2 separate regions of the Homo sapiens genome follow, and region 1 is linked to region 2. Evidence: chromatin loops called from intact Hi-C (ENCODE). Cell type or tissue: MCF 10A. All regions are shown on one strand. Each heading gives the region's core, and the rest is flanking DNA. Links, peaks and the distances in the headings are about the cores only. Region 1 has its middle 210 kb from the start of MIR4444-2. Region 2 has its middle 66 kb from the start of LINC02047.

Region 1 (16,480 bases), core at 8,448-10,947, 930 kb after region 2:
GTTTGTAGAATTGAGAAATGGAGCCACAGGTGCAGTACCAAACAATTGTTACTGTGGAAATAAAGTTTTATAACATAATTTTATGCTAAAGCAGCAATTTTTTGTTGTCTAGTAGCCTTAAATAAGATGTGTATATGCATGAGAGGAGAGGCGAAGTAATTCAGGGCTTAAATATGTGGTATGTAGACAAAAACAGAATGGGTTCTAATCTTGTGTCCATTTGTCACTTCTATGACATTGGCCAACTGATCCGCTCTGCAGATCAGTTATGTGAGCTCTAAAATTGGTACTATAATAACAACCATCTCATCAAGTTTTGGTGAGGATTAACTGAGAGAGAGAATGTGAAGTCCTTAGGAACGTGCCTGGCACATGGTAAGGGGTAAAAAGATTAATAGTATTAGGGTGGTTCAAAAGTAATTGCAATTTTTGCTATTAAAAGTAATAATTACATCACATAAGCTGAGTAAACTGGATGATTGAAAGTCACAACCGCACTAGCTCTTTAAGACTCAGACTTTGTGGGGAATATTGCTTAGTTTTCAACTGTTTGCCTGCAATTTTCTGAGTGACAGCCAAAGGAAGAAAAAAAAAAGATATAGGGAAAGATTGACTTATGAAATTCAAATAAGTGGCATTTCAAACCACTGTTCAGTTCTTCATCACTGAGAAACAGCTTATTTTTGCATATTTAAAAGATGAAAGAAAGTGCATACATATTAATTTTAAATTAGGCTTTCTAATGGGGGAACTTTTCAAGTGATTTCCAATGGTGGAAAAATGCAGAATTCATGCTCAAGTGAATCTCTTAGTGTTTTGGGCAAGAATAAATTAATTATAGCAATTGAAGGTATGCCCAAAGCTCTTCACATTTTGAAGAAGAGATTGGGTACACACACACACACACACACACACACACACACACACACGTGTAAACCCAAAAACTTTGGATGGAAAATAGGTACAATGACAATACTTTTACTCTCTGGTTTACCATCGGTGGAAACTTTTAAGATTTCTAGATGTTTTGGTTTTTGGGGGGATTGTTTTGGTAACATTGAAATTACCATTAGGAAAGTAAGAGTGATTTACTATTTGAAGATTAGAAGACTATTGGTTTTCCATTCAAGTTGCTACCTAAAGAGTTCACTTATCTGGACTGTAGCAAATTTATGTAATATTTTTTTCTCCTATAAAGGAACTCAGAAAATGTTCAGCAATAGAATAATTGTCCATGTTAGTAACTCAATCATCAAACAATGCTTACACTTAAGTTCAGTAAGCTTCCATCTTCCAATTGCTTTAAATCCATTTGCAATAAAATTATGGAGGATTCAAACAGTGTGGAGGTTGATGTTGTTGAACTTGCTGATGATGCATTAATATGGTCATCTTGGAATTTGCTTTCCTTTCTAGCTCTGTAAATCCAGCCTATCCATGTATCAAGTACTCCCCCATCTATGAAGCCTTCCAAGCATTCTCTGACACTAATCATAATAATCATGTTTTGATCATTCTTATATTGCTAATAATACCATTATATTTGCTATCACCCATTAACATCAATATCACCATCATCATCTTCTTCTTCATGAATAATATTTATCGAGTGCTCAATATGAGCCAGATTCTATACTAAAGACCTTATGTTCATTTTATTTTGTCATCCCAATACTGTAATTCTACTATTATTCTCTACTGATGCATGAGAAACTGAGTCTTGCAAAGTTTAAATACCTATCCAAGTTCATATTGCAAATACATGACAGAACCAGACTTTTAATCCCAGCAGCCTAACTGCAAAGCCCTAATTTCTTAACCCCCCTATAATGACTATCAACTTATTATTTATTTATTTATTTTGTTTATTTTAATTTTTTTGAGACAGAGTCTCGCTCTGTCGCCCAGTCTGGAGTGTAATCGTGTGATCTTGACCCACTGCAACCTCCGCCTTTCAGGTTCAAGCAATTCTCCTGCCTCAGCCTCCCTAGAATCTGGGATTACAATCCCCCGCTACCATGCCTGGCTGATTTTTCTATTTTTAGTAGAGACGGCATTTCACCATTTTGGCCAGGCTGGTCTTGAACTCCTGACCTCGGGTGATCCACCCATCTTGGCCTCCCAAAGTGCTAGGATTACAGGTGTGAGCAACTGCACCCAGTCTCCAATTTATAATTTAAACATTAGACATTTAACTTTTAGATTTTCCATCTTGTCTCCTTCTTTGGTAACTTCTTTGTAGCAGAAGTTTGTCCCCAAATGCCTTTCTCCCTTTCTTCATTAGAATTGCAATCTTTAAATTTTAGCTGAGCACACAGTAATCAAAAATAAGAATCTTATATTCTGGTTTCCCTATGCATGCAAGTGATTAAGTCTGGATAATGACATGTCAATGGGAATTCTTCTTAGAAAGGAGAAGGTGTGTAATCCTTTGATCCTTTCTTCATTCTCTTGGCTGGATTTGGGTCCTGGAGCTGGTGCTAGACCAGCCACCTCAGAATATGATATGGAGACCACATGCTGAGGATGGCTGAGAAGAAATGCAGAAAGACTCTTGGTGTTTGACAGTGTGATGCACTGACCAACCCTAAACAGACTCTTTCTACACTTATTTCATTTGAGATGGAATACGTTTCTACTGTATTGATATTTCAATTATTTTGAGTTTTTGGTCTCTTGAAGCCGATCTAATCCTACCTAATACACTCTTAGAGGGCAGAGTGAATTTTTATACAAGTAAGAATACTCATAACATGTTTAAAAGGCACTTGATAAATATCATATTGCTTTATGGTAATTACAGATTTCCAAATATGTCCAAGGTCTATCAAAAATCATAGTCTAGTATACATAATCTAAAACAGTAGTATATTTGAAACCCTCAGAATTGGACAGTTTATTAGGCTAAGCTTTATTTTGCAGCCACTTCAGCCACTTCTTCCATATTAACACAGGGGAGATTTGATATAAAATGCTATTATATGTAGTTGGATATACTCCTAGTGCTGACAGAATAAAAACATACTGCATTTAAAAAAAACAAAATTTCCTTTTTGAATTAATGTCATCTCTTACTGTGGCAATCTAACTGGCATTATTAAAAACCCTGTCAGGAATTACTATACAAATCCTCACTCTAGTAATCATACACATGCTTGTCCACCTAATTGAGGCCATTGCAATGTGGCACTACAAAGAGAATATTCTAGAAGTTAGTTCAAACCAACTGAAGATGCAAGCCAATATAAGAATTGTCTTCCCACAAGAGATATCAATAATACAGAGCTGAGATGCTACAGAAAAGAGAATAAATCATAAAATTATTTAAAAGCTAACACTATATAGTTTAGGATTAGTTTTGTCTTGGGAAAATTGTCTAATTCCCTGCTTTCTCAGAATATATGACCATCCTGTGATAGAATAAAATAGTAAAAGTACTGACATTCAGTCATTTCTTCTTTTACTTATTAACTCAATCCTTCAATAATATTTCCAAGCCCATACTGTAGGCTAGACACTTGTCTCATATCTGGTGATATAGGCATAAACAATATTGACAAAATTCATGCCTTCCTGGAGCTCATTTTCTTATGGAGGAAGACAGACAAAAATTATATATTTTTTAAGACAGTGGTTAAGATTAATAAGATATTGAGATTGAAAGCGATTGAAGGCAAGGGGAAGTCAGGTTAGACCCCTTTGAGAATGTATAATTTGAGCTGAGATGTAGGTAGCAAGATAGGCTGGTCTTACAAAAATTTGAGGGAAAAGGCTCCAGGCAGAGGAAACAAGAAGTGCACAGCTCTTAAGACTGGAACAAGCTTTGCTGATTCAGGAGATGGGAGATAACTTCAAGGTTTCTGGGACAAAGTGGAGAAGGGGAGAGTGGTGCTAAGATCAGAGGAATAGGCAGGACTGGGTCGTATAGGACCCTGAAGGGTATGGTAAGATGTCTGAAATTTATTCTAAGTTCTTTAGGTGTGACATGTAATCGAAGTGACAGTTTTGTGTTAGAGACCTATTGCTCTTTTGCTGTCTATAGTTTTCTACATAAACTTAGAAATAGATTTTTAGAATGTCAACCCCTAAGTCCTCATATCCGTAGAAGTTAAGTCACTATCATTACCAGAAATTATCTGGTATTTCATAAGTGCTCATATTAATGGGACTATGGAGGCTGGAATGAATTAAGGATTCTTGTGACTTATGATAAATGATAAATCTTAATTATGAGCCTCATTTTATTCATACTGAAAGCACACAGAAATAGTAAATTCAGTGTAATCTGTCAGGAATAATTAATTTGATTAAATATTGATTTTAATTTTAGATCTGTCATTTCCTATTTAGTTATATTTTATATGCACCTTTTCATATTTATTACACTGTACATGCATTTTAAAAATATGTCTTTGAAAAACTGTGCTAAACTATTAAAAGCATAAATAAGTGAGTACATGGAGAAACAATAACAGCAAATTGAGCACATGGGGAAACAGTAACATCAAATTGTATGTTTGTGAAACATTCTTATATTGTTTGCAAATACTGTAAAGTATATTCTGCTCATTGGACTTACATTATGGAATTAAGAATAAGAAGCAGATGCTGCATCTTGTTTGTAGGATCTAAGTCAGAGGCAATGAACATGTACACATGTGGCTGCTCCTAAAAGGAACACAGGTATCACCAACTAGCTAGCTCCTGGAAAGTCCTACTTCAACCTCAGAATCTTTTCATCATTGCTGTTTAGTCAACCACCACTCATAAATGACTTGTCAAGAGAAGCTAGTCCAAGATTTGCTCTTGCCTTAAACTGACAATGAACAAAGAAAGATATGCATCTTTTGCAGGTGTGAAAGTTCTCTGCTCATTTGTTACAATAGAGGATAATTTAGAAAGAATGTGGACATTGAAGTTAAATAAAATCGCCTTGAACCAGGATAGGATACTTATATTGGGCAGGTTCCTTAGCTTCCCTAAGCCTTTCTTTTCTTCAGTAGAAAATGAAAATGACATTTTATTTATGGGATTTAGGGAAAAATAAAATACTTGATGTATTGAAAGTGTTTAACAAATAATTTGATTCCATATTTTTCCTAGAATATTAAATGGTATTACCTTGGTCTAGAGATGCAAAAAATTTTTACTCCCAAATCGGTATTCTTTCCACTCCCACTATAAAGAGTATCTGAATTCTTATTTAAGGAAACACCTAAAAGAATATATACACACCCCATTTACACACATATATTAAACTTATTTATTATGATTTCAAGATCATATTGCTTTCATTTTAAGGTTTTTGAAAGACACATAAAGGCTAAGAACACTGTGATCTTTAAAATAAGTTCTAAAGAAGAGAGAAGAAGAGAGAAGGAGTTAAGAGGTGGGGAAAGCTTCATTGCTTTTGGTTAAGAATAAGAAAAATTTTGAAATGATTTAAGTTTGCAATATTTGGACAAATATCAAAGATTTTGTTTTGATAATATTACAAAATAAAATGTTATCAGAAATTATTGGGCATAAAATATCTACTTGTGTGAATTTCTATGAAACAGGAAATAAAATTTAGGGTCCAGGTACCCATAAAAATCTCATTGTTAAATTGCTTTTTTTTTGTGCTAAGATAGTATTTCCACATAGTTTGTACAATCTTTAAAATTGTCTTCAACAGTGAAAGCCATTTTCAAAGCAATCTTTCTTTCAATGTTTCTATGTTCTTTTCTTTTTCTTTTTTTTTTTTTTTTTTTGAGACGGAGTCTCACTCTGTCGCCCATGCTGGAGTGCAGTGGCGCCATCTCGGCTCACTGCAACCTCCGCCTCCCGGGTTCATGCCGTTCTCCTGCCTCAGCCTCCCGAGTAGCAGGTCTACAGGTGCCTGCCACCACGCCCAGCTAATTTTTGTATTTTTAGTAGAGACGGGGTTTCACCGTGTTAGCCAGGATGGTCTCGATTCCTGACCTTGAGATCCGCCCACCTGGGCCTCCCAAAGTGCTAGGATTACAGGCGTGAGCCACTGCGCCCGGCCGTTTCTGTGTTCTTTCTTTGTTCGTAAGACACTATCATTTCACTCTATGAGAGGTTCCCAAACAGTATAGTTGGTAACATCTGAAAAATGCAGATTCTTATCCCATACCAAGAAATTTTAGTTAAAGGGGTCTGTGACAGGCTGAGATGGAATAAAGAGTTCATATCAGACATTTCTAGTGGTTGGGAGGTGTTTTGTAATTCTCAATGCTATTTTATTTGTTTTAGTCAAGTTATTTCATTTATTTTAAAATTTCAAACAATATTTAAAAATGGTATGGAAGTCCCACTATCAAAATGAATGGTTACAAAAGAAAAATTATTTGGAAACACAGCACATTGAAAGGGAACAACAAGTTTTATTTATTTTTGAGCCTTCAGTTTAGTGCTGGTTACTCAATAAATGTTTGTTGAATAAATGAATAATCTGAATGAAGCTTTACCTTTTTAAAAATGAGATGACTGCTCTCCCATGAAATATAAATGCAAAAAGACACCTCTGTAGATTTTAATTTCCTTCTAGACTCCCAAACTACAACAACTGCTTTATATAGTGCAGGAATATTGCTCTTACTCACTTACTCTGACCCTGAAAATGTCTGTTACAAATAACTGAGCTCTCTAATAGTTCATAATGACCCTGTTCTCTGAGCAGAACTAATCAGTAATTTGGAATCAAATCGGCATTCTAAAAATGAGACATTGCTCACATTGATTCCTACATGGTCATCATCTTTGCATTAAAGGAGACAATTACAATATGTTAGTGTCAATCAATATTATGAATAAATTTTCAAACCATGAGGGGTGATGACTGACCTATTGTGATGTTAATTTCCTCTTCACCTCTAGTGCCAATTGTTTGCAGTGAGAAAGCTAACACTACTATGGGAAACTCATATTTCCAATTAAGGTGATAATATTTAAGGTTTTTTTGTTTTTATTTTTGCCTCCATTTGAATTATTTGCAGTAATATAAGGAGTTTTTTTACCTATAGTCTGGTTTAAAATGTTTTTAACTACAAATCAGAATCTTTGCAGTACTCATTGTGTTGACTATTCAAAAGTCTTAAAAAGGTATTTTTAAAAGATATTGAAGGCCAGGCACAGTGGTCCATGCCGGTAATCCCAGCACTTTGGGAGGCCGAGGTAGGTGGATGACGAGGTCAGGAGATCGAGACCATCCTGGCCAACACGGTGAAATAAAAATACAAAAATTAGCTGGGTGTGGTGGCACATGCCTGTAATCCTAGCTACTTGGGAGGATGTGGCAGGAGAATCACTTGAACTGGGGAGTCGGAGGTTGCAGTGAGCCGGAATCTTGCCACTGCACTCCAGCCTGGTGACAGAGAGAGACTCTGTCTCAAAAAAAAAAAAAAAAAAGATATTGATAGTTATTTTTCATAGAAGAAAATCCATGTTGGCCCATTAATAGACTGCAGAAAATGTCTGAATCTGTTAGGTCAATTATTGACAGCAAGGAGGTCAAAGCCATAACATAATTGTCATGGGGCCATTTAGCATCACTTGGAGAAAAATCTCTTGACCAGCCTGCAACTGAAGTCTTGAATCATTGACTCAAAAACCCAGTCTGCTAGTCAAATGCTGATGAGGTGAAAGAGCTTAATTGGCTTGATGCAAATTCACCATCTTAAATAATTTTTTAATATAATAAAACCTATAACTTACAGTTGGGTCAAAAAAGTGTTACCTTCATATTTGATAGACATTTTGGTTATATCTACAAATTCCAAATCACAGATATGGCCTAGGTCCTAAGATAATATTAATACACAACTTCCTAGTGAGTAAATGTAGCCATGAAATATGATCTATTAGAAATGTGCTACTAAACCCTGGGTACCTGTTTCCCTTGGGGAAATTTTTATCTCAAACACAAAGCAATTAATCTTCTTAGTCTTTCTTGATAACTCAATGATTTTCAGCTAATGGGTAATGATCTATAATTTGATATAAGTGAAAGAATAATGGTCAGGTTCATTTTCTATTCAACTCAAAAAATGATTTTTTTGTAAATCCTTACAGTGTGTCTAGGTAAGAACTAAATCAGTATGCACTCCATGTCATAGAAAACAATAAACAACACCTATTATTACCAATTGTAAAGGTACAGTCTCAGTTTTTCTCTTTTTTTTTTTTTTTTGAGACGGAGTCTCGCTCTGTCGCCCAGGCTGGAGTGCAGTGGCGGGATCTCGGCTCACTGCAAGCTCCGCCTCCCGGGTTCACGCCATTCTCCTGCCTCAGCCTCCCAAGTAGCTGGGACTACAGGCGCCCGCCACTACGCCCGGCTAATTTTTTGTATTTTTAGTAGAGACGGGGTTTCACCGTTTTAGCCGGGATGGTCTCGATCTCCTGACCTCGTGATCCGCCCGCCTCGGCCTCCCAAAGTGCTGGGATTACAGGCGTGAGCCACCGCGCCCGGCCCTCTTAAATATTTAATATTTAAATATTAAATTTTTAGTTAAATGTAATCATATTAAAAATAAATTTTAAAATAAATTCTACATTTAATGTAGAGTCACTTTATTACCTTCTATATTCAAGTATCTGATTAATTTATGTCTTTTTCAGTAATGCAAATGATTCATTATCATTTGAATGTTTAACTGCTCAAGTTTTATTGTCAGTGTACTTTTACTATGTTTTCATTAATTATTTTTTAAGAAATTTGATTAATAGTATCCTGCTAAGTTGAAATCCTAGTAGAGTGTTTTAGATTTTGAGAGCTTATCAAAATCAAACTGGAAGGAAACATTGCTTTGCACTTAATTCTGCCAGTTACCAAAATCATATCACATAGCGATCCTGACATAGATAGGAAGAAAGCAGTGGTGTGACCCATATCACAAATCACAGTCACAGTCATTTCATGAAAAATCTCTTCTTTGGGAAAATAAAAATTAACTGGGTAGATTTCTCAAGATGTTTTATTTTGTCTATGGAAAGAGGAAGATGGCAGTCAATGTATGATGTTCTTTTCAAAGGAGCTTCACCTGCAAATTCATTGACACCATATTTCTGCAATGTTTTAGAAATACACATTGTGTTGTGCTCAGCATGACTCTCTGAAAACTTTTTAGCATTCAGGATTGTAAGTGCCAGAAACTGTCTTGATTATATTTTATGAGAATATGTCAGAAATATTACTTATAAATCACCAGGTTGGAATAACCAGTACCTGAAGTTGGCCATCTTTATTTCAATAGGTGTACATATGTACTATGCATAACGCATGCTTCAGAAATTGTTACTACTCAACCTACTTACTTAGTATGAAGTTTCTTCTTTAGTATGTTATCATCCATTGTAATTCAAAATTACATAATGGATTAATTTTGAAAACAAATCTTCCCAAGGTCTAGTTTCTGGCTCAGCTTTTAAAGGCTAAGCATAATGATAATATAATACTATAATTTATGAATATTGCAAAGAGGATGGATAGTGGAAATGTAGAAAATACCATAGTACTTTGTTATAGAACCCATACAAATATAATACTTGTCAAAAATGGAAGATTTTTTTGGTACCAATTTATAGTAAGGGTAAGGAACAGTGAAGGGATGAGAAACTGTTGCAGCTAGAAAAATGATGCCAATGGAAAAATAGTATTTCAGATTCATAGTGGTGGTATTGATTCATAAAGTGATGTACTTTTTTCAATTAAGTATCAATAGAATCAAAATCAATTAGTAACAGGTATGAGAGTTCCTCTGTGAATTGAGAAATATCTTTATTCAATTTGACATATTCCAGCCATTCTTAGTCAATAGCTCCCTCTTTAGACATATGAGAGTTACTGACATTTATTTATGCCTTGGGAAATCGAATTTACAGGGGCTTTTGTATAGGCACCCATTGTGAAATCTAGCCACTCTATTAATTTTGGAACAAGAACAAAAAAATCCCTACAAATAAAAGGTTAAAAATATATTAAGTGCTAAAAGTGGAGTAAAAGATATTTTAAATAAATAAATTTGACGCTTTTGTAAAATGATTTCAGTGGCAAGAAAACACAAACAATTCAAATACCCAGCTATTGTCAACCTAGCTTATGAAGAATATATCCAACTCTGCGCTTTGGGGCTTATTTTAAAACTTGGCTATGTCATAGTTTCTTATTTGTCAGCTTTCTTTTGCCCTGCATGAGCACAACTCTACAAAGAGTCTTAATATGTGATTGGGTTAGCTTCTCTTAGACTCAGTTATTGTGGGTTTCTGTCATCAACTAGAATATTATTTATTAAAGTCTGAAGTCATTATCATGCTCAATTAACAAGGTTGCTTCTCTGCTTTCTCTTTCTTTCTTTCCCTCTGTCTCTCAAGTGGCATATTTATTTCCCCCAAATTAGAAATTTAGTAGATTCTAGTAAATTAAAAAAATTTTTAAAACAGTCACAGAACCACCAAAAGGAAGTAAAATAACAATCATTATTTATTATATCATAATACAAAATAACCTCACTTAACATTTAATATATTCCTTTTGGTCTATTTTTATATAGATGTGTATTTTTATAAAATTGAAATAAAGCTGAAAATACGGTTTTATATCTTTCCCCAAAATATAATTATTATAACAAAGCCATAAATGATATATGTATTGCATTTGTGTAACTATCTTTTAAAATTACCATTAAACATTTCTGAATAATGCCTCATCAGATGAAAATACAAAACTGATTTAGATGTTATTGCACATTTAGAATACAGCTTCAATGACTATCTTTACACCTATGTTTTTGAATGGCTTTCTGAGTATTTCCTTAGAGAGTTTCCTGGAAATGAAATGGTCGGTGAAAGGACAGGACATCTTTGAAATATTGTCAAGTAGCTTTTCAGAGTGATTGAACAAAGATTTACTTCTAAAGAGATATTCTGAGTGGAATAATTTAAAATTGATCATTTTAAGCTGGAATTTAAATTAGCAACCTCTCCACTCCATACCTACACACCACACCTCTGGATCCCCTCCCACTGTAATAAACATCTTATTTATTCTATGTTTATGAACACACTGCTTTAAAATGAGGAAAGAATACAGATCTCTTATGGAAGTATATAATAAACATCCTGGTGGCATTTAACTGAGGTGTTTCCATTTATTTAATTTGCATTTTAAAAGTATTTATTTTTTATACTTCTGAGATACATATGCAGAACATGCAGGTTTGTTACATAGATATACATATGCCATGGTGGTTTGCTACACACATCAACCTGTCATCTACATTAGATATTTCTCCTAATGCTATCCCTCCCCTAGCACCCAACCCCCTGACAGGCCCTGGTGTGTGATGTTCCCCTCCCTGTGCCCATATGCTTTCATTGTTCAACTCCCACTTGTGAGTGAGAATTTGCAGTGTTTGGTTTTCTGTTCCTGTGTTAGTTTGCTGAGAAAGATGGTTTCCAGTTTCATTCATGTCCCTGCAAAGAACATGAACTCATTCTTTTTTATCACTGTGGCGTATTCCATGGGATATATGTGCCACATTTTCTTTATCCAGTATAACACTGATGGGCATATGTGTTGGTTCCAAGTCTTTACTATTATGAATAGTGCTGCAATAAACATACCGGTGCATGTGTCTTTGTAGTAGAATGATTTACAATCCTTTGGTTATATACCCAGTAATGGGATTGCTGGGTCAAATGGTATTTCTAGTTCTAGATCCTTGAGGAATCACCACACTGTCTTCCACAATGGTTGAACTAATTTACACTCCCACCAACAGTGTAAAAGCGTTTCTATTTCTCCACATCCTCTCCAGCATCTGTTGTTTCCTGATTTTTTAATGATCACCATTCTAAATGGCGTGAGATGGTATCTCATTGTGGTTTTGATTTGCGTTTCTCTAATGACCAAGGATGATGAGCTTTTTTTCATGTTTGTTGACCGCATAAATGTCTTCCTTTAAAAAGTGTCTGTTTGTATCCTTTGCCCACTTTCTGATTTTTTTTTTAATTTGTTTATGTTCCTGGTAGATTCTGGATATTAGCCCTTTTTCAGATGGATAGATTGCAAACATTTTCTCCCATTCTGTAGGTTGCCTGTTCACTCTGGTGAGAGTTTCTTTTGCTGTACAGAAGCTCTTTAGTTTAATTAGATCCTGTTTGTCAATTTTGGCTTTTGTTGCAATGGCTTTTGGTGTTTTAGTCTTGAAGTCTTTGCCCATGCCTCTGTCCTGAATGGTATTGCCTAGATTTTCTTCAATGGTTTTTATGGTTTTAGGTCTTACATTTAAGTATTTACTCATCTTGAGTTAATTTTTGTATAAGGTGTAAAGAAGGGGTCCAGTTTCAGTTTTCTGCATATGGCTAGCCAGTTGTCCCAACACCATTTATTAAATAGGGAATCATTTCCCCACTGCTTGTTTTTATCAGGTTTGTCAAAGATCAGATGGTTGTAGAGGTGTGGTGTTATTTCTGAGGCCTCTGTTCCGTTACATTGGTCTATATATCTATTTTGGTACCAGTATCATGCTGTTTTGGTTACTGTAGCCTTGTAGTATAGTTTGAAGTCATGTAGCATGATGCCTCCAGGTTTGTTCTTTCTGCTTAGGATTGTCTTGGCTATATGGGCTCTTTTTTGGTTCCATATGAAATTTAAAGTAGTTTTTTCTAATTCTGTGAAGAAATTCACGGTAGCTTGATGGGAATACCATTGAATCTATCAATTACTTTGGGCACTATGGCCATTTTCACGATATTGATTCTTCTTATCCATGAGCTAGGAATGTTTTTCCATTTGTTTGTGTCCTCTCATATTTCCTTGAGCAGTGGTTTGTAGTTCTCCTTGAAGAGATCCTTCACATCCCTTTTAAGTGGTATTCTTAGGTATTTTATTCTCTTTGTAGCAGTTGTGAATGGAAGTTTGCTCATGCTTTTCTTCTGTTGTCTATTATTGGTGTATAGGAATGCTTGTGATTTTTGCACGTTGATTTTGTATCCTGAGACTTTGCCGAAGTTGCTTATCAGCTTAAGGAGATTTTGGGCTGAGACAATGGGGTTTTCTAAATATGCAATCATGTCATCTGCAAACAGAGATATTTTGACTTCCTTTCTTCCTATTTGAATACCCTTTATTTTTTTCTCTAGCCTGATTGCCCTGGCCAGAACTTCCAATATTATGTTGAATAGGAGTGGTGAGAGATGGCATCCTTGTCTTGTGCCAGTTTTCAAAGGGAATTCTGCCAGCTTTTGCCCATTCGGTGTAATATTGGCTGTGGGTTTGTCATAAATAGGTCTTATTATTTTGAGATATGTTCCACTGATACCTAGTTTATTGAGAATTTTTTAGCATGAAGGGGTGTTGAATTTTATCAAAGGCCTTTTCTGTATCTACTGAGATAACCATGTGGTTTTTGTCATTGGTTCTGCTTATGTGATGGATTACATTTATTGATTTTTGTATGTTGAACCAGCCTTGCATCCCAGGGATGAAGCCAACTTGATCTTGGTGGATAAGCTTTTTAATGTGCTGCTGGTTTTGGTTTGCCAGTATTTTATTGAGGATTTTTGCATCAATGTTCATCAGGGATATTGGCCTGAAATTTTCTTTTTTGTTGTGTCTTTGCAAGGTTTTGGTATCAGAATGATGCTGGCCTCATAAATATAATAACTCATAAAATGAGTTAGGGAGGAGTCCCTCTTTTTCTGTTGTTTGGAATAGTTTCAGAAGGAATGTACCAGCTCATCTTTGTACCTCTGGAAGAATTTGGCTGTGAATCCACCTGGTCCTGGGCTTTTTTGGTTGGTAGGCTATTAATTACTGCCTCAATTTCAGAACTTGTTATTGGTCTATTCAGGGATTTGATTTCTTCCTGGTTAAGTCTTGGGAGGGTGTATGTGTCCAGGAATTTATCCATTTCTTCTAGATCTTCAGGTTTATTTGTGTAGAGGTGTTTATAGTATTCTCTCATGATAGTTTGTATTTCTGTGGGATCAGTGGTGATCTCCCCTTTATCATTTTTTATTGTGTCTATTTGATTCTTCTCTTTTCTTATTTATTATTCTGGCTAGTGGTCTATCTATTTTGTTAATCTTTTCAAAAAATCATCTCCTGGATTCACTGTTTTTTTGAAGGGTTTTTCATGACTCGATATCCTTCAGTTCTGCTCTGATCTTAGTTATTTCTTGTCTTCTGCTAGCTTTTGAATTTATTTGCTCTTGCTTCTCTAGTTCTTTTAATTGTGATGTTAAGATGTCGATTTCAGATTTTCCCATTTCTCCTGTGGGCATTTAGTGCTATCAGTTTCCTTCTAAACACTGCTTTATCTGTGTCCTAGAGATTCTGGTACGTTTTGTCTTTGTTCTCATGGGTTTCAAAGAACGTATTTGTTTCTGCCTTAATTTTGTTATTTACCCAGTAGTCATTCAGGAGCAGGTTGCTCAGTTTTCATGTAGTTGTGTGGTTTTGAGTGGGATTTTTAATCCTGAGTTCTAATTTGATTGCACTGTGGTCTGAGAAAGTGTTTGTTTTGATTTCCCATCTTTTGCATTTGCTGAGGAGTGTTTTACTTCCAATTATGTGGTCAATTTTAGAATAAGTGCTATGTGGTGCAGAGAAGACTGTATATTCTGTTGATCTGGGGTGGAGAGTTCTGCAGATGTCTATTGGGTCCACTTGGTCCAGAGCTGAGTTCAAGTCCTGAATATCCTTGTTAATTTTCTGTCTCATTGTTCTAATATTGATAGTGAGGCTTTAAAGTCTCCCTCTATTATTGTGTGGGAGTCTAAGTCTCCTTGTAGGTCTCTAAGAACATGCTTTATGAATCTGGGTGCCCCTGCATTAGGTGCATGTATATTTAGGATAGTTAGCTCTTCTTGTTGCATTGATGGCTATACCATCAAGTAATGCCCTTCTTTGTCTTTTTTTGTTCTTTGTTGTTTTAAAGTCTGTTTCATCAGAGACTAGGACTGCAACCCCTGGTTTTTTTTTTTCTTTGCTTTCCATTTGCTTGGTAAGTCCTCCCCCATCCCTTTATTTTGAGCCATTTGTTTCTTTGCATGTGAGATGGGTCTCTCGAATACAGCACACCGATGGGTCTTGATTGTTCATCCAGTTTGCCAGTCTGTGCCTTTTAATTGGGGCATTAAGCCCAATAACATTTAAGGTTAATATGGTTATGTGTGAATTTGATCCTGTCATTATGATGCCAGCTGGTTATTTTGCCCATTAGTTGATGCAGTTTCTTCATAGTGTCAATGGTCTTTACATTTTGGTTTGTTTTTGCAGTGGCTGGTACCAGTTTTTCTTTTCCATATTTAGTGCTTCCTTCAGCAGTCTTGTAAGGCAGGCCTGGTGGTGACAAAATCCCTCAGCATTTGCTTGTCTGTAAAGGATTTTATTTCTCCTTCACTTATGAAGCTTAGTTTTGGGCTGGATATGAAATTCTGGGTTGAAAATTCTTTTCTTTAAGAATGTCGAATATTGGCCCCCACTCTCTTCTGGCTTGTAGGGTTTCTGCAGAGAGATCTGCTGTTAGTCTGATGGGCTTCCCTTTGTGGGTAACTCAACCTTTCTCTCTGGCTGCCCTTAACATTTTCTTCTTCATTTCAACCTTGGTGAATCTGATGATTATGTGTCTTGGGGTTGCTCTTCTCAATGAGTATCTTAGTGGTGTTCTCTGTATTTCCTGAATTTGAATGTTGGCCTGTCTTGCTTGGTTGGGGAAGTTCTGCTCGATAATATCCCGAAGTGTGTTTTCTAACTCGGTTCCATTGTCCCCATTACTTTTAGGTACACCAATCAAATGTAGGTTTGGTCTTTTCACATAGTCCCATATTTATGGGAGGTTTTGTTTGTTCCTTTTCATTCTTCTTCCTCTAATCTTGTCTTCACACTTTATTTCATTAAATTGATCTTCAATCTCTGATATCCTTTCTTCCACTTGATCAATTCAGCTATTGATACTTGTGTATGCTTCACAAAGTTCTCGTGCTGTGTTTTTCAGCTTCATCAGGTCTTTTATGTTCTTCACTAAACTGGTTATTCTAGTTAACAATTCCTCTAACCTTTTATCAGGTTCTTAGCTTCCTTGCATTGGGTTAGAACATGCTTCTTTAGCTCAGAGGAGTTTGTTATTACCCACCTTCTGAAGCGTACTTCTGTGAACTCATTAAACTCACTCTTTGTCCAGTTTTGTTCCCTTGCTGTTGAGGAGTTGTGATCCTTTGGAGGAGAAGAGGCATTCTGGTTTTTGGAATTTTCAGCCTATGGGGTGTCTGTCAACCCCTGCTGGGAAGTGTCTCCCAGTCAGGAGGCATGGGAGTCAGGGACCCACTTGAGGAGGCAATCTGTCCCTTAGCAGAACTCAAGGGCTGTGCTGGGAGATCCACTGCTCTCTTCAGAGCCAGAAGGCAGCAACATTTAAGTCTGCTGAAGCTGTACCCACAGCCGCCCCTTCCCTCATGTGCTCTGTCCCAGGGA
Region 2 (16,480 bases), core at 8,250-10,749:
GATCATCCTTAGGGAATCACCTTTATCCTTTATAGAAATGTCTATGATTTTTGTGAGCACTGTCAAACCAATAAGGACGATCTTTGCACAGTAAAACACAATACCTTGGTTATAATCAATCATAACACTATGTAAACAGCCTCATCAAGTCTATTTATAAACATTTAAATTGTAGGGCAATTAGTAAGATTATTTGTTTATATTTGTTCATTCATGTTTAGCTTTTTAAAATATAGATTTTTCAGGTTTGTGAGTTTTCATAATGAGTGAAACATTCTAATCCTGGAAAAATAATAAGTTAATCAGAATCCTAGTGCTATGTATGTAAATTATATTATATATGGCATCATAAATTTCAAGACTAGACATCACTGATTGTCAAATATACAACCATAAAATCCATGTTAAAAAGTATATATAAAATAAATATCCAATGGCAGGTATATTTCAGAAAGTATATAATACTGCTTTCCTGGTGGTAATTTAAATATCCCACATTTTATAAAAAGTAAATCTTTTGGTGCATTTTTAAAGTAGTTTTAAGTATACACTTTTTAAAAAAAAAGTGTTTCAGTTTCCAAACTTAGAGTATTAACTTCAGTTCAAAAGTAAACATGTGCTATGCTAAAGTTTTAAAATTTGAATATTAATTAATTCATTTATTTAGGATGTTTAAAAATATAATCTAAGCCAGGGACTTTTTCAGGTGCTTTAAATATAACACTTGTGGGGGAAAACAAACTTAGATAAAATAATGAAGAACATTCTGTATTCTTATTTTAAACAAACATACAAATTAAAAAAAAAAAGATGAACCATGCCATTAGATTCAACAAATAAAGATTAGTTTAACAAATCCTTAACTTTGGAAAGCAAATCTAGGTAATGCTTTTTAAAAATCTACTGAGCAACAGTATCTGAACTAATTATTTTCATAATATCTTTGAAAAGTAGGTATTAACTCTACAGAATGGAGAGTTAGAATAACATACTTATTTAAAATTACAAAACAGCATTTGGAAAGACTTTTGATTTTTCTACCTCTAGTGTTTTAAGTAAAACACTCAGAGGTCACACTACCAATGAAAAAATGGAATGTTACCAGCAACCTATAAGTCCCATGTGCTCCTTTCTATTCTTGTTTCTCACTCACCCAACTAGAGGTAAGCACTACCTTGAGCTGGGTTTATCCAATAGTTTTACCATTTACATATTAATTCCTAAATTTAATTTGTTTCATTTTGTACAGCTAAATTACAAGCATAAAACTATCCATGTTCAAGGAATGGTAATATTACCATTATTCAATAAAGGATTCCTGGAAAATACAAGGTGAAGAGAGATTTGGGGTAAGTGTCTTCTTTCAGCTTTCCTGAGTTTAGAAGAGCTCAGTTGGGGCAATCAGTGGGTGAAGTAAGGGGTGGTTCTGGCAGATGTAATGGTTACCGTTGCTGAACCGCAGGACTGTCCAGGAACTGGATATTTAGAAGACATATCATTCAGGAACAGTTATCTCTATGTGATGTTTTTCTGTTTTCAGAATGTTCCTTTTTGACTTGATTCTCTTCTTGTTTCATGGATGCATATCCCCTTTTATCTTAACATTAAACAAAAATTTTCTATGTTGTCTGTTTTCTCCAAACTGCTTTATTTCATTTGCTTGTTGTTCTGGTTCTATTGCCAATTTGAGATTTTCCTCAAATATCTGAAATATTTGACATCTATTCTAGGTTGAGATTTAGAACATAAGAAGCTGTTTGGAGAAACAGCTCATGCCCTGCCAGAGAAACAGCCCTGCCAGATCATGTCAACTTCTTTGTTATGTATCCACTACACATAAAGATCTCTGCGAGGTGTGGTGATCAGCACTAAAATGTGTAAGGCATTTCTCTCTTCTCTGTCCTCAAGGGGTTTATGACACAGTTAAGGAAGAATGGCTTTCACACACAGGATGAGACAATACACTATTAAAATTCAGATGTTGTGTAAGCAATATCTTAATCCATTATTTGTTTACTTTGGAATATGGTGTGAGATAAGGAGAGTCAAGGAATTGCTGCATATTTTTGATTTGGGAACTGAGCAGATGTAGAGCAAAGTGAGGTCAGATAGAATGTGCAGATCAGCTCTGCCTAAGACACTTGGCAAGTTACCTAAACACTGAGCCTGTACCCTGACCTAAAAATGACCCGGAAAATAACATCCTTTGGACATACTATGGGTCAGTAATGGAGAAAATGATTTAAAGTTCCTAGATATAGCACTTGATTCAATAAACGTTAACCACACTCTGGATTACTATAGATAGCTAATCAAGGAAACAAAGAAGGAAGCAGGATACAGAAGAGAAGGGGAAAGGTGGGAAGGAGAAGGAAAAATGTGGTGAAGAAGTAAAGGGTTTATATCTGACTCCCTATGCTTTTCTTTAATGAAACTTCATTTTAAAAGTCACATCTTGCCACTCTCAAAGACAAGCAAAGAACCAATATTGCATTTTAATGGCCCATTACTGAAAAAGGAAATCAAGCCCTGGATATGATCTTTTTTGGCACAAGATCCTGGGAGAGCAAAGAGATGTAAGTCAACATTTATGAGCTGGGAAAAAATTGGAAATATTCTGTCCCTTGGAGCAAAGCAGTCGTATGCTATTACTAATCCTTATTTACCCTCGAGGAGCAACAAGCGTTCATATGCAAAAGAGAAAAGAAATTTTTGAAAATCACTATCTTCTTTCATTTAAATTTCAGGACTTTATCCATTATCCTGGCCTCTTGTAATACTATTTTAAAAAGTAATTCCCTCAAAGACCTCTTCATATGAATGAGAGATTAGTACCAGGGAGTAAAAATCCTCAGCATTCTTGCATCAAAATACTTTTTTCTACAAGAAGTTACTGCCTAGGTAATTTTTTCACAGTAATTATTGTTTCAAGAAGCAGCAGTGTGGAAGTTTTCCCTGTGAATATGGGTAAGACTGCTTCTAAATGCTTAGTGCCTGAAATGGTTGGTTGTTCCCTCTAGGGCAGAGTGGGGATGGAGGGGCATTTAGATTGGATGGTGGTTGGAATTTGAATAGTAGTTTTAATATCTCACACACAAAATATACAGCCTAGCTTTATTATTCCTAGTGGTGGCAGTTTTGCACAAGCTAAGAAAAGCTGAATTTGGTCCCACGGTCTCCACCAATTGGCTGAAAGAAATTAATAAACTACTCTTTGATATGGCTCTGAGTCCACAGAGGTGTGTATTTGAATTTCTTAGGTCCCTTGCTTTGTATGACATGGTTTTTCCAGAATGAATTAGAAGTTATTTCTTCCAGCCAATGGGTTTGCTTGACATTTTGCAGCTTGAAGACGTAACATCAGATGACTTCATTGTTTTATCTTTCCTTCACTTTTCCCATAGGATTTATTTTTCTTAGGTCTCGTCTTTCTTAAAACATGAAAGATCACATCCTTTTCTGATTATAACGTTTTCTCGATTTCTCAATAGAGGAGTGAAAGAGTCAAACCATAGAGGCCCCACAGGACAGCAACCAGAAATGGACATCGCAGACACCCAAAACTGGGGCCAGGCCACAAGGGAGCCACAGAGAAGCCTTGCCTTCATGATGGAGTTGGAGGAGCACCAGATGGGTACAAAACCAGTAGCCTGCCAAAAGAGCATTTCATTTCTCTGGAAATGTCAATACAGAACAAACTAGGTGAACAGAGCTAGAGATTTTAGAAATTATTGTGGGAGTTCTTGAAAGTTTATAAAAGGATCCTTAGCAACCTTGAAATTTTACTCTGAAGAGGACAGGAGAAGTCAGCAACATGATTTGCAAATATTTCCCCCCATTCTATGGGTTACTTTGCACTTTCTTCATGGTGTGCTTTGAAACACAAAAGTTTTTTATTTTTATGAAGTCCAGTGTATTTATTTATTATTTATTTTGGTAGCTTATGCTTTTGGTATCTAAGAAGACTTTGTCTATCCAATGTCGCAAAAATATACTGCTGTATTTTATTCTAAGGGTTTTATAATGTTAGCTTTTATATTTAGGTCTATGATTCATTTGGAGTTAATTTTTGTTTATGATATAAGAAAAGAGTTTAGTTCCCTAAATCTTATTTACTGAACTCCAGCTATGTGTCAGATATTGTACCAAAATTTTCCATACACTCCATTTACTCTCACAACAGTCCACTGTTGAAAGTTTTAAGATGAGGAGATAAGAAAAATCAGAATGTATTAAAATATTGAGAGGACAACAATTTTAGTCACTACCATTTCTTGAGAATATATAATGGACCAAAGTCTGTGCTAAAGGCTTTTTATGTGCTCACTAATGGAATTCCTAGACAACTCCAGCAGGTTAATAGTATTATTATCTCCACTTTACAGATGAGAAAACTGAGGCACAGGGAACTCGAAAATTGTGTGCAGGGACACATCTGATAAGTAGTCATACCAGGTTTGGAAGCCAGGCAGTTAGAGACAAGAGTTTGGCTCTTGTCTATAATTAGTTGTCAAGGATCACATAGCAAACAAAAAATAGGAGTAGAGAAACAACCCAAAGGTCCATCAGCTGAGAATGGATAAACAAAATGTGATGTATCCATACTACGGAATACTACTGAGCAATAAAAAGGAATGACTGACACATGCTGCAATATCTAAGTGAGAGAAGCCAGTCAGGGAAGACCACAAATTATATGAATCCATTTATATGAAATATTCAGAATAGGCATATCTGTAAAGACAGAAGGTACATTAGTGACTATCTAGGGCTGAAGTGGGAAAGAAATTGAAGGGAAATAAGGGATGACTACTAATGAGCATGGGATATTTTTGGGGATGTGTAATGAAAATGTTCTCAAACTGGTTATTATGATGGTTGCACAACTCTGTGATTATACTAAAAACCATAGAATTGTATGTTCTAAATGGGCAAATTGTGTGATATGTAAATTATATCTCAAAAAATTTATTTCAAAAATGGGGCTAGAATGTCAAATCTAGACTTTCGTATTTCAAGCCTGTGTGTTTTTCACTATGCCTTACTGACCATCACTCTTTTTTGGCATCGTGTATGTTACTACTCAACTTTCCTTATTGGTCCATCTTCTGTTCATAGTCTGTGGACTACTACAGGGCAAAAACTGTGTGGCAATTATCTTTGTTCCACCAAATCCCAAAAGGCCTGTTCTGGCGGTGTTAGTCCCAAAGTCATCTCAATACATTATCTGTTGAACGATTAAAATAAAATACTCCCAATTGAGGTACTTCTAGTCTAACAGAATATGCCTGTTCCTGAAAAGTTGAGTGAGACTTTAATTTTAAATTGAATATTTAAATATTACAGTGTGCTTAATATTTAGATGAATCTGTCAGCTTAATATTTAGATGAATCTGTCTTAGAGTGAGTGGCCATCTGCCACATCTTTATTTTTGGAGATCTGATTTTTTTTTCCTTTTTTGCATACACTCATTGAGATTTTCTTACATCAGAATAAATGTTAGATGTTCTTATCTATTGCAAGTAGATTTGGTACATTGGTACAGCACTGGAGACTCTATGTAGGAAAATGTGAACTTGTTAAAAGTGTTTTTGATATTCAGTGTCATAATACTCTAAGAGGGTTTCATTTCAACATTTCCATTAGCTGGTGGTAATAACTTGTAACTAAAAAAACAAATGATTTAAACATTAAAAAGGGAATAAGCAACTGTGTGTGTGTCTGTGTGTGTGTAATTCCACAGCAGTTTTCATGAATTTGTGCTATTAAATAATCATAAATAAAAATTTAGGAAAATAATATTTGTAAGTATTATTGTGTGTTCTCAGCTCCCTACTAACTACTAAATTCTCTCTGTTATAACACAAGGGTCTTCCTTACCTTCCTACTTTTCTTGATGGCAATCACTTACTGTGTTGCAAAGTGTCCTGAGGTATTCTTAGAGATGATGGTTGAGAGAAAGGGAGCTGGGGAAGAAGAAAAGGGAATAGAAAGACATAGCTCTGTTGGGAAAGGAGTGAAAGTGGTTCTACGAAGAAAACAAGGATATTTCCTGAGCCATCCCTCCTGCTGCTGCCCAAACAAGATCATCCACCAGCTCAACAAACACTGATTTGACAAAATGCTGGTCAAGTCAGTGTCCCCAGAGATTCTGCTCCATGCATTTCCCTGACTGTACCTCTCTTCCAGGGCAAGTGGACATCAACACCGTCACTGAAGAAGTCATTCTCCTGCTGTGTTGGTGTGCTAGGGCTGCTGCACCAAAGTGCCACAGACTGCATGGCTTAAACCAGAGTAATTTATGTCTCACAGCTCTGGAGGCTGGAAGTCCAAGATCAAGGTGTCAGCAGTGTTGGCTCCAAGAGGAAGAGATCTGTTCCAGTCCTCTCTGCTTGTCTTGTAAATTACCATCTTCTCTCCATGTCATTACATCATCTTCCCTTTATACCCCTCTGTATCCAATCTTCCTCTTCTTATAAGGACATCAGTCATACTGGATTAAGTCTCATCCTACTGACCTCATGTTAACTTGATTACCTCTATAAAGACCCTGTCTCCAAAAACGTCACATTCTGAAGTACTGGGGATCAGCACTTCAATTGATGAATTTGGAAGGGGGGCACAATTCAGCCCATAAAGCTGACAGAAAATGGTGATAATGTCAAAACCATTTTTTTTTGTTTGTGTGTAGCCTTTTCTAGATACAAATCACCTCATATAGTCTCATATCATATGGAGAATTTAACTTAGACAAATTCAAGTGTTTGCATTAAATTCACTTGTAAGGACACACACACACACACACACACACACACAGAGAGGGGAGACAGAGAAAGGAGGGACTGAGAGAGAGAGAGAGAAATAGAGGAGAGACAGAGAGAGAGAGAGTCAGTGAATGCAGTATCTGCGAACTCTCACATGTAGACCTCATGGTGTTTCTAAGATTCCCAATTCGCATGATTTTTTGTGCAAATATTATGCCACGTTAAGTGATACTGCAGCATTTAAGGACAAATATTTTGGTACAGAGTGGCCCCCAAAGGCAATTCCAGTTTATCTGAAACTGAACTAAAGAAAAAAAAAAAAACAATTCCAATGCTGGTGGGAAAATTTGACTGGGTTGAATACACCAGGAGACACTATATATAACGTTTTAAAGATTTGTTTAAGAATAATATTGTTAATGTGATAGTTGCATTCCACACTGACTATAGAATAAATACCTCCATCATATTGTACCTCACTCAACTGGGTTGGTCAATATATACTTTGTGCACTTGCTTTTTTAGTGGGTTTATGGCATGTATATCAATTATATAACTAAAATATAATTTTAAAACATTTGCAAATCATATATCTGATAAAGGACTTATATGTAAACATATAAAATGTGTCATGTTTATCTAAGGTCTTAATAATGGGAAACGCAGGTAAAGGGAATACAGGAAATTTCTTCGCTATCTTTTTATTTTTTTATTTTTATTTTTTCTTTGAGATGGAGTCTCGCTCTTTCGCCCAGGCTGGAGTGCAGTGGCGCGATCTCGGCTCACTGCAAGCTCCCCTCCCGGGTTCACGCCATTCTCCTGCCTCAGCCTCCTGAGTAGCTGGGACTACAGGTGCCCGCCACTATGCCCCGCTAATTTTTGTATTTTTCTGTAGAGACGGGGTTTCGCCGCGTTAGCCGGGATGGTCTCGATCTCCTGACCTCGTGATCCGCCCGCCTCAGCCTCCCAAAGTGCTGGGATTACAGGCGTGAGCCACTGCGCCCGGCCTCTTTGCTATCTTTGCAGCATTTTTTTGTAAATCGGAAATTGATCCAAAATAAAGTTTGTGTTTTTAAATGGGCAAAATATTTGAATAAATATTTCACCAAAGAAGATACACTAATGGCCTAAAATAGGAAACGATGCTCAACATCATTAGTCATTAAAGATGTACAAATTAAAACCACAATTAGATATCACCACAGAAATATCAAAAAAACTAAAATAAAAAATAGTGACACACCAAATGCTACTGAGGATGTGGAGAAGTTAGATCACGCATATAAAATGGTAATGCCACTGCAGAAAACAGTTCGATGGTTTCCTACAATCATAAATGTAAATTTACAATATGACTTAGTAACTCCACTTCTAGTTACTTACTCAAGGAAAATAAAAATATACGTTCAGAGCAGCATTGTTTATAATAGGCAAAGAACAGAAAGAACCCAAATGTTCATCAGCTGATGAACTGATATACAAGATGGGGGATATCCATACAATGGAATATTATCCAGCCACCAAAAAGAAAGTGGTACTGCATGTACATACCTTGAAAACATTATATTCAATAAAAGATGCCAGACACAAAAGACCACATATTGTGCAATTCAAGTTATGAACTACACAGAAAAGGCAAATATAGAGAGACAGAAAGGAAATCATTGGTCCCCAGCAGTTAGAGGTAGGAAGAGGGGTTGTTTGCAAATTGCACAAGGTTACTTTTTGGGATGATGGAAATGTTCTAAAGCAGATTGTGGGGATGATTATACAACTTTCTAAATTTACTAAAAAGCATTGCATTGTCTTCTTAAAACGAATGAATTTCATAGTGTATGATTTATCCCCAATAAAGCTGTTAAATGTGTTTTTGTATAAAATTTAAATTATGAAGAAAAATATAAAGAAATAACTGATCTTTTCATCACTTAAGAATACATTTCAGCATGTTTCCTTTGCAGCTTTATCATGTCCTATTGATTTTAATTTTAAAATTCAGGCAAGTCTTAAAGAAATCTACTTTCTTTGTTGATGTATATTAACTTGGAAAGTTGACTAGTTAGGATTTATTTCTTGAGAATTTTATTTGCAGAAATGACTGTCCTTTTGTAGTATCTACTACTTGTTCCCATCAATGTGACTGATAGGTAGCATTGCTAGCTGGTCAAAGCTGCCTGGAAAATCCCACTGTCTGTTTGCTTTCAAGCAAAGCAAAAGCCATAGCTATACTTCTAGCCCAATTAGAAACACAAAAGCTCTGTCTCCCAAAAAAAAACAACTCAGGAGATCAGGGAGGTCATACACTTGCATTTTGGCTTTTCAGGCCAGAACGCAGAGGGCACTTTTCCTGTCACGTGAACAGATGAGCACAGCAGACACTGTCTGTGACCTTTGGTGGCCACGCTGTGCAGGGAGCTACCTGCACAGTTGAGAAAGAATAGAGTTCAAAATGAGACACATAAGATTGTTGGTTGATTTTTCTTTAATCTTTCATTTTCTTTTTCTTTTTAATTGTTTTTTCCAGGCAGAAAGGGAAAGCGTCAGTATATAACTCAGACATTGCTAAAATTTGTACCAAGCTCCCCATCCCAAACTGAACAACCATCCAGAACTTTTTTAGCTGATCCTGAAAGAAATTCTGCAGCATTTTCTGAAGGCGCAACCTCATACTGTGTTTAGAAAATACATATAAAGATAAATTTGCAGAGCAAAAGAAATTGTAGCACAAAGGAAAAATTGTGGCTTAAATTATTTCATTTAAATAATCTACACTGTTTCTTTTCAGGCCGGTCAAAAGTATACACAAATCTTGTCTGTCATAATAGAAAAGATGAATAAAAGTAGAAATATATATATATTTCACTTTTGGTTGACCAAGTAAGAGGTACTCATAAAACTTCTTATGCTGTCTGGGACTTAACTTTCATTCAGCCTGCTGTGAAGTTATGGGAGGATATCTTTCTCTAAATAATTTATTTCCAAACCCCCTAATTAGAAGATGTGAGGCATCTTTAGAAACATGCCCACAAGCACTAGAGGGCAATGCTGGACAGATATTACTGAGATCCAAGCAAATACTAGTGAGTATGACTGGATACTCACTGGTTTCAAATGAACAATACTTCAGACGCAACTTTGAATATTCTGTGAGTAGAATGAAGTTTCCAGTGATTGCTTTCCAGCCTGATAACAGGAACAGACAAAGAGGGCAAGGTTTTCTTGGTAGCAATCAATTCTGCTTCCTGGCTTCATCAGGGCATTTTGCCCAGATTGAAGCTGGGCCAGTTTAAGAGCAGGTTGGCAGAGTGAGGAGATAATAGCCAATGTCAAAGCCAAGAAAAAGTTTTTGGAACAGGATTCAGAATCAAAATTTAGACTCTGTAGAAGAAAGAAATATCAAAGTTGCTCACTCAATTGTGTCTCCTGATCTCATATAATGTAATGGGCCCAGGGAGTTATATGAGGGTGAGAATTATTTCTACAAGTTAAAAAAATCAATTTGATTAAAATCTGATTGACAACTCATAAAACAATAAGACGCTATTTTGTTATGGGCATTATCACAGTGATTGCTGGTTGCTATGACAATAAAGGATGAAATTCTGCCTCATTTTTCATTTCTCTCTCTTACATAGTCTCATTGTACAGTGGGATCAAAGTGATGCTGAATACTAGGGTAAAATCCCCTAGTAAGGATTTGACTAGAACAGTGGTTCTCAAAGTGTGGTCTCTGAATCAGCAGCATCAGCATCATTCAGGCACTCCCTAGAAATTAAAATTCTTAAACCTCAGCTCAGACCTTCTGAATTAGAATTTCTAATGCAGAGGGGCCCAGCAATCTGCATTTTAGTAAAATATACACCAAAGTCTGAAAGCCACTGAAGTTTAGGAAACACAGAAGAAGTTGTATTTAGAAAATGATACCTACGAATTAGCCGGGCATGGTGGTGCATGTCTGTGGTCCCAGCTACTCTGGAGGCTAAGGTGGGAGGATGGCTTGAGCCTAGGAGGTGGAAGTTTCAGTGAGCCAAGGTTGCACTACTGCACTCTAACCTGGGTGACAGAGTGAGACTGTCTCAAAAAAAAAAAAAAAAGGAAAAAGAAAGAAAATGATACTTACTGTACAATGTTATCCAAGCAACAATCAAGTACGGTATAATCTACTATCTCTTTTATACTTGCTTTATATAATACACATAAGAAGTCTTCATATTGTAGCAATTATTTTTTATAATCTATAACTTATTTTTATGCAATTCAAGATGCATTTTATATTGCATTGATTTAAATAGTGATGTCTATATTTTAAAGCTAGCTCAGGGATTCTCATTACGTTTCTAATATTATTACTGATCATGAAAATAAAGCATACAAGTGTGTAACATTTTTGCGTACCAAATAGCTTCCAAATAGAAAATATAATGGACACAAGTATCTTGCCCAAGGTCATACAATTAGCATTAAGTAGAAAACTATGATTTGAATCCAGAACTTTTAACACTAAGATCAATATTTTTCCCCTGGCATCATGGCTACTAATACACTCAATGAAGAACTTTAAATATTCAACAATGAAAATCTAATGATTGTCACAATAATATTGACTAGGAAAAATAATATTTTTTCTTTTTTTATATTTTTGAGACATGGTCTCACTGTCACTCAGGCTGGAGTGCAGCAACATGATCATGGCTCACTGCAGCCTCAACCTCCCAAGGCTCAGGTGATCCTTCCACCTCAGCCTCCTGAGTAGCTGGGACTATAGGCACATGTTACCATACCCAGCTAATTTTTCTATTTTTTGTAGAGACAGGGTTTGGCTATGTAGTCCAGGCTGATCTAGAATTCCTGAGCTCAAGCAATCTGCCTGCCTTGGCATCTCAAAAGTGCTATGATTACAGGTGTGAGCTACCACACCTGGCCCCCAAAATGATATTTTCATAGAATGTTCTGTTATTTGACGAGAACTAGGTTTAATTAGAGGAAAAAAGAAGCAGATGGAGTTTTCTGGAGATTGGAAGAAATCTTCTGAACATTTTGCAAGAGTTAAAGATGGAATTCAAGTGTGGAAAAGAGATTCTGTAGGTGAAGCTAATTGAGCTCTAACCTGTAAAAATTATAAGACTAGGGTGGTATATTGAGTGCCAAGTCTTTCTGCAGGAGAAGAAAGTGAAGAGGAGGATATGTTTGGGTTAGGCAGCTAGTTGCTATTAGACCTGAGGGCTTGGAACATCTGAGGCTGAGCAAGAGATGGAAAAGTATGACTTGCTGATGATAAATCAACCATTTAGTGAGAACCTGGTATGTGCCAGACATTGTTCAAGGGCATGGAGTAAGGTGATGTGAGTGAGGTACCTGTCTCAGGTGGAAAGTTTAAGAAGACACCAAAAAAGGAAAAGAAAAACTCAATAATCAAGACAATATTTTAAAGCAATATATTTTTAAAATCACAATAAATGCAATAAATCCATGATGAAGAAGATAGTAATATTCAAATGTAAGTGGAATCTGTTTTATTCATTTTTTTCTTATTTCCGGTTCCAAAATTGTTCAGCATGGTACTGTTACTGAACTTGTCTTTATTAAAAATGTTGATATTTTGTTCATTGGGGGATTTTTCCATTAATTTTAACTTTGAAATATATCACATGAAAAAGTAACTTCTCAATGCAAATCAAAACCACAATGAAAAACCATCTCACATCAGTCAGAATGGCTGTTATTGAAAAGTCAAAAAGTATTATGTTGGTGCAAAAGTAAATGGTGGACTGGATAAAGAAAATGTGGTTCATATAAACCACAGAATACTACAAAGTCATAAAAATAATGAGATCATGTCCTTTTCATCCTTTGCAGCAACATAGATGGAGCTGGAAGTCCTTATCCTAAGATAATCAAAGCAGAATCAGAAAACCAAATATCGCATGTTCTCACAAGTGAGAGCTAAACGTTGAGTACACATGGACACAAAGAAGGGAACAATAGACCCGGGGGCCTACTTGGGAGTGGAGGGTGGGAGGAGGGAGAATATGGAAAAACTACCAATCGGGTACTATGTTCATTACCTGGGTGACAAAATAATCTGTACACCAAACCCCCATGACACACAATTTACCCATATAACAAACCTGCACATGTATCCTGAACCTAAAATAAAGTTGGAAAGAAACAAAATTACTTCTCTTGATCATTGAGGATTTTAGCATTTAAATTTTGTACACCCTTACCTCACCCAAGCCCCAGGTCTGCACAGTGCTAAAAGCTTTACGTTAATTATCTCAAAGAATCATCACAGTCCATAACGTACATAGTTTGTTTGGTAGGCAAACTGGATATTTTTAATGAAGGAAATAACTTTGTGTTTGAAAACATATAAATTTATAATAATATACATAGATGTGTAAATATCCTATTACATTTAGGGGATAGAAAATATCAACTAAAGCTCACATGCCAGTTTGTTTGTAACAGCAATAGTGCACAAAGGCACATTTCCATGTGTTTTGACTCATTCATTTATGTTTCCTTGTGGTATTTTCAAAGTTTTTTATGTGAAGCATGTTAAAATTATATTAGTCCTGTTAATTGTAAGAATAATTGGGCCACTGCTGAAAGAAATGCTTCTCACAATGTATACCACAAAATCCTAGCCATAGAATTGTTCTGGCTGCTTCCTGGGATGGAGAGACCATATGGGTGAGTGGGCAAGGAGAGGGGGACCAGGTAAAAGAAACATGAGAAGGAAGTGGTGGTAGAAGCTTTAGAAAGCAACAGATGTCCCCACAGGGTAGAAGTTGTTGAGTTTCCTCTCTTTGCATCAGAAAACATAGAGCCTGGTATCTACCACCATGAGCACTGAATTCAGTTCATCTGGGGTGCAGCCCTAACATACCAGATGATGCCACTGTGCAGCCAAGCTTGAGAACCACTATGCTATGGAGTCCAAGCACTCAGCTCCTGGGGTTGATTCAGTGTGAATGGGACTCCAAGGCCCTGCTCAAGGAGTGATAGACACTCAGTGCTGAGCATCTTCTGTGCTTTTGTTGGGCTGCTCGTGGATTTGTAAATAGGGAAAACCTATGGGTGAATGGGCAAGGAGAGTCAGGTTATAGCCATTCACGTTATAAAGGGAATTATTAAAAGGCACATGTGGTTGTAAAAGGGAAGGAGAGATGAGACAGTTGTCTCTTGGCAGAGAAGAGAATTTTCATTAAATTTACACTGTGTCATGTGGTATATCAATTCTCTTCTCCATTTGCCCGAGATCTTCAATAAATTATTTATTTCTCATTGATGGGCTTTGGCAACGACTGACTTTGGGGGCACATGTCACATTGTTGAGGACTTTTCAAGAATAGAGATATAAGAGCAGAGATCTTCTGTTACATAAAGTTTAATAAGGAAAGCACAAGCAAAGGATGCTGGCAGGAAAAGGCCAAAGGATCCCAGCTTCTGAAAGAGTAGGTGCCATGTGCTGCTGCCATCCTTTCTGAATAAACAGGAAACCTCATTGAAAGATGTCTGGGAGCCATTGCTTTCCCTAGACTCACAATCTGGATGGAATCTGTACTTACCAAGGTCCTCAGCATGAGGATGTTACCATTTATGACATCCTTTTTATAACTTTGTGTTGAGATATTTACCAGTCTGAAAGTGGTGGTGTGTCAGTGTGGAATATTTTTCAAGTTGATCCAAGTGATGTGAGTCACCACAAACCTGCTCACTCATGTATAGTTCAAATGAAGATTATACACATCTACTTTTGGTCATTTTTCTCATAAGCATGCTCAAAGGAAGGCTGTATACAAAAACATTGATGAAATGCCAGCATCATGAATGTGTTAAGGGTAAGAGCAGTAATTACTATTTTAAGATGGTGTAGCCCAGAAATTTGGAGGCAGAGCTGATACCTCAAAGCTGTATTAGCTTCACTTTTGTCCTTGGAGAAGAGGTCTAGGAGTCTGTGCTCAATTAAAGTTGATTTTCCTATTTTCCATATGAAGTAAAACAGAGAGATCCCGTGGCATTGTTTAAAAAGGCCACAGCAATATTTCTGTCCTGCATGCTGTTTCAGAGCCTTCTTAGGTTATTTCCTCTCCCTTTCAACCTGGGCACAATAGAGTGTGGCACAGGTGATGCTATGGGACTTCCTTGAGTAGGTCACAACTTCTCCCAGGACGACATACAAGATATTTGGTTACCATAAAGCCACCATGCTGGAAACATCCTGTAGAGAGACCCCATGGAGACGGAAAGAGACGCCTGAGGGGTCCTGGCTGTTCTTGTCACCAGGGGTTTCAGTCTTGCCAGCTCAGGCACTTTCAGCATTGGAATTAAAGAATGGGCTGGAATTAAAGAAGGACAGAGTTGACTATGAGACCGTAATCCACTGAAATATTGGAGAGGGCTTTATACTCTCATGGTGCAGGCATGAGGGTCAGATATATGAATCAGCGAGCTTGGGGTGACTCCAGCCTCAGCTTCCGCATCACCCCAGCTGGCACAAAGGGGAGTAGAGAGGAGCTGCCCCCACAATAGCCTATACAGATTGCAGATTCACGAGCAAAATCAGTATTGTTATCATTTTAAGACATTATGTTTTAGGAATGTTTGTTTCATAGCATTAGATAAGCAGAACAGAGGCAGAAAATCTATTAGTGACAATTATTAGCAATGAAAGGAACATTTTCTGACCATCTAATATGAAATAGCAACCCTCTCCTTCACCCTTTTGCCATATTTTACTTTCCTCCATAATAATTGCCACTACCTAGTATTATAGATTTTCTTGATTATTGATTTATTCCTGTTTCCCTACACTAATAGAACAAGCAATGCTTGGGCAGAAAAGGGCTTTGGTTGGCTATTGAGGATCTAGAACGTGCTCACACACCGTAGCGTAGAGTGGAATGAGTGAATGACACTTTACACAGTGCTCATTCTTATTGGGATAATGAGAAACTAAGTAACTTATCTGTATTTATTTCAGGCTGCTTATGTGATTTTAGTCAAATATTTGAGTAAAAAAAATAATATTCTTAAACAGCCTTATTTTTATGTTAGCAGAAGTGGCTTAAGTTTTTGTTTGATTAGTATTTTCTCCACCACTTAATCTCAAAACAATTTGGAAAGATTTTTCCTTTCTTAAAGAAGCTTGACCGAGTTTTGAAACGTAAACATGCCAAACTGCTTAAGAACCTAATGAATGAAGTCTTTGTGAACATATTAAATAAATTAAATGTAAGGTTGGATTTGTAAAATCTTTGTAGGAGTTCTATAATATGACAATTGATGCTACCAGAACACTAATCACAACAAATGGTTCAGGGCATTAAGTATGAAACAACAAACGGTTCAGGGCATTAAGTATGGGCCTAAGTTTGTATTATTGTAGAAAGACTCTGAAAATCAAAGTATTCAAATAGCATATAATCAAATTCACAAAGCCATTTCTGTTTGATTTTTTGTTCTGATTTCAAATTTTTCAATTTTAAGCTCAAAGTCCTCATGTACTTGCTGAAAATAACCTGCTAAACGAGATGATTAAACAGGAATGAAAAATTTATTTTTTGTGCATATGATCTCATGAATGACTTGTTTTTTAGCTCCTCTCAGAGAGAGCAAACAAAAGGGTCAGAGTTTGAAGTAAAGGGTCAAATTTATAACAGGTGGCTCTGAAAAAGATTAAAAGTTTGGGAATATTGTAATAGGAAAA

Evidence for each region. Hi-C counts contacts between places; a loop is a spot of excess contacts. Peaks named below come from ENCODE experiments on the same cell type or tissue, not always from the same donor. Only the 100,000 strongest peaks of a DNase experiment are listed, where the experiment ranks them.
Region 1: it touches region 2 in a loop (7-fold over the local background); 3 of 110 quality-filtered maps call a loop at or near these places.

Annotation. Positions count from the first base shown.
Region 1 is chr3:74,991,724-75,008,203 of GRCh38, forward strand. No RefSeq gene overlaps it. Among named protein-coding and RNA genes, the nearest start is that of MIR4444-2, 210 kb to the right of the region's middle. In MCF 10A, for the core only: a CTCF peak has its summit at 9,830; no DNase peak of the experiment used is centred there.
Region 2 is chr3:74,057,583-74,074,062 of GRCh38, forward strand. No RefSeq gene overlaps it. Among named protein-coding and RNA genes, the nearest start is that of LINC02047, 66 kb to the left of the region's middle. In MCF 10A, for the core only: a CTCF peak has its summit at 9,741; no DNase peak of the experiment used is centred there.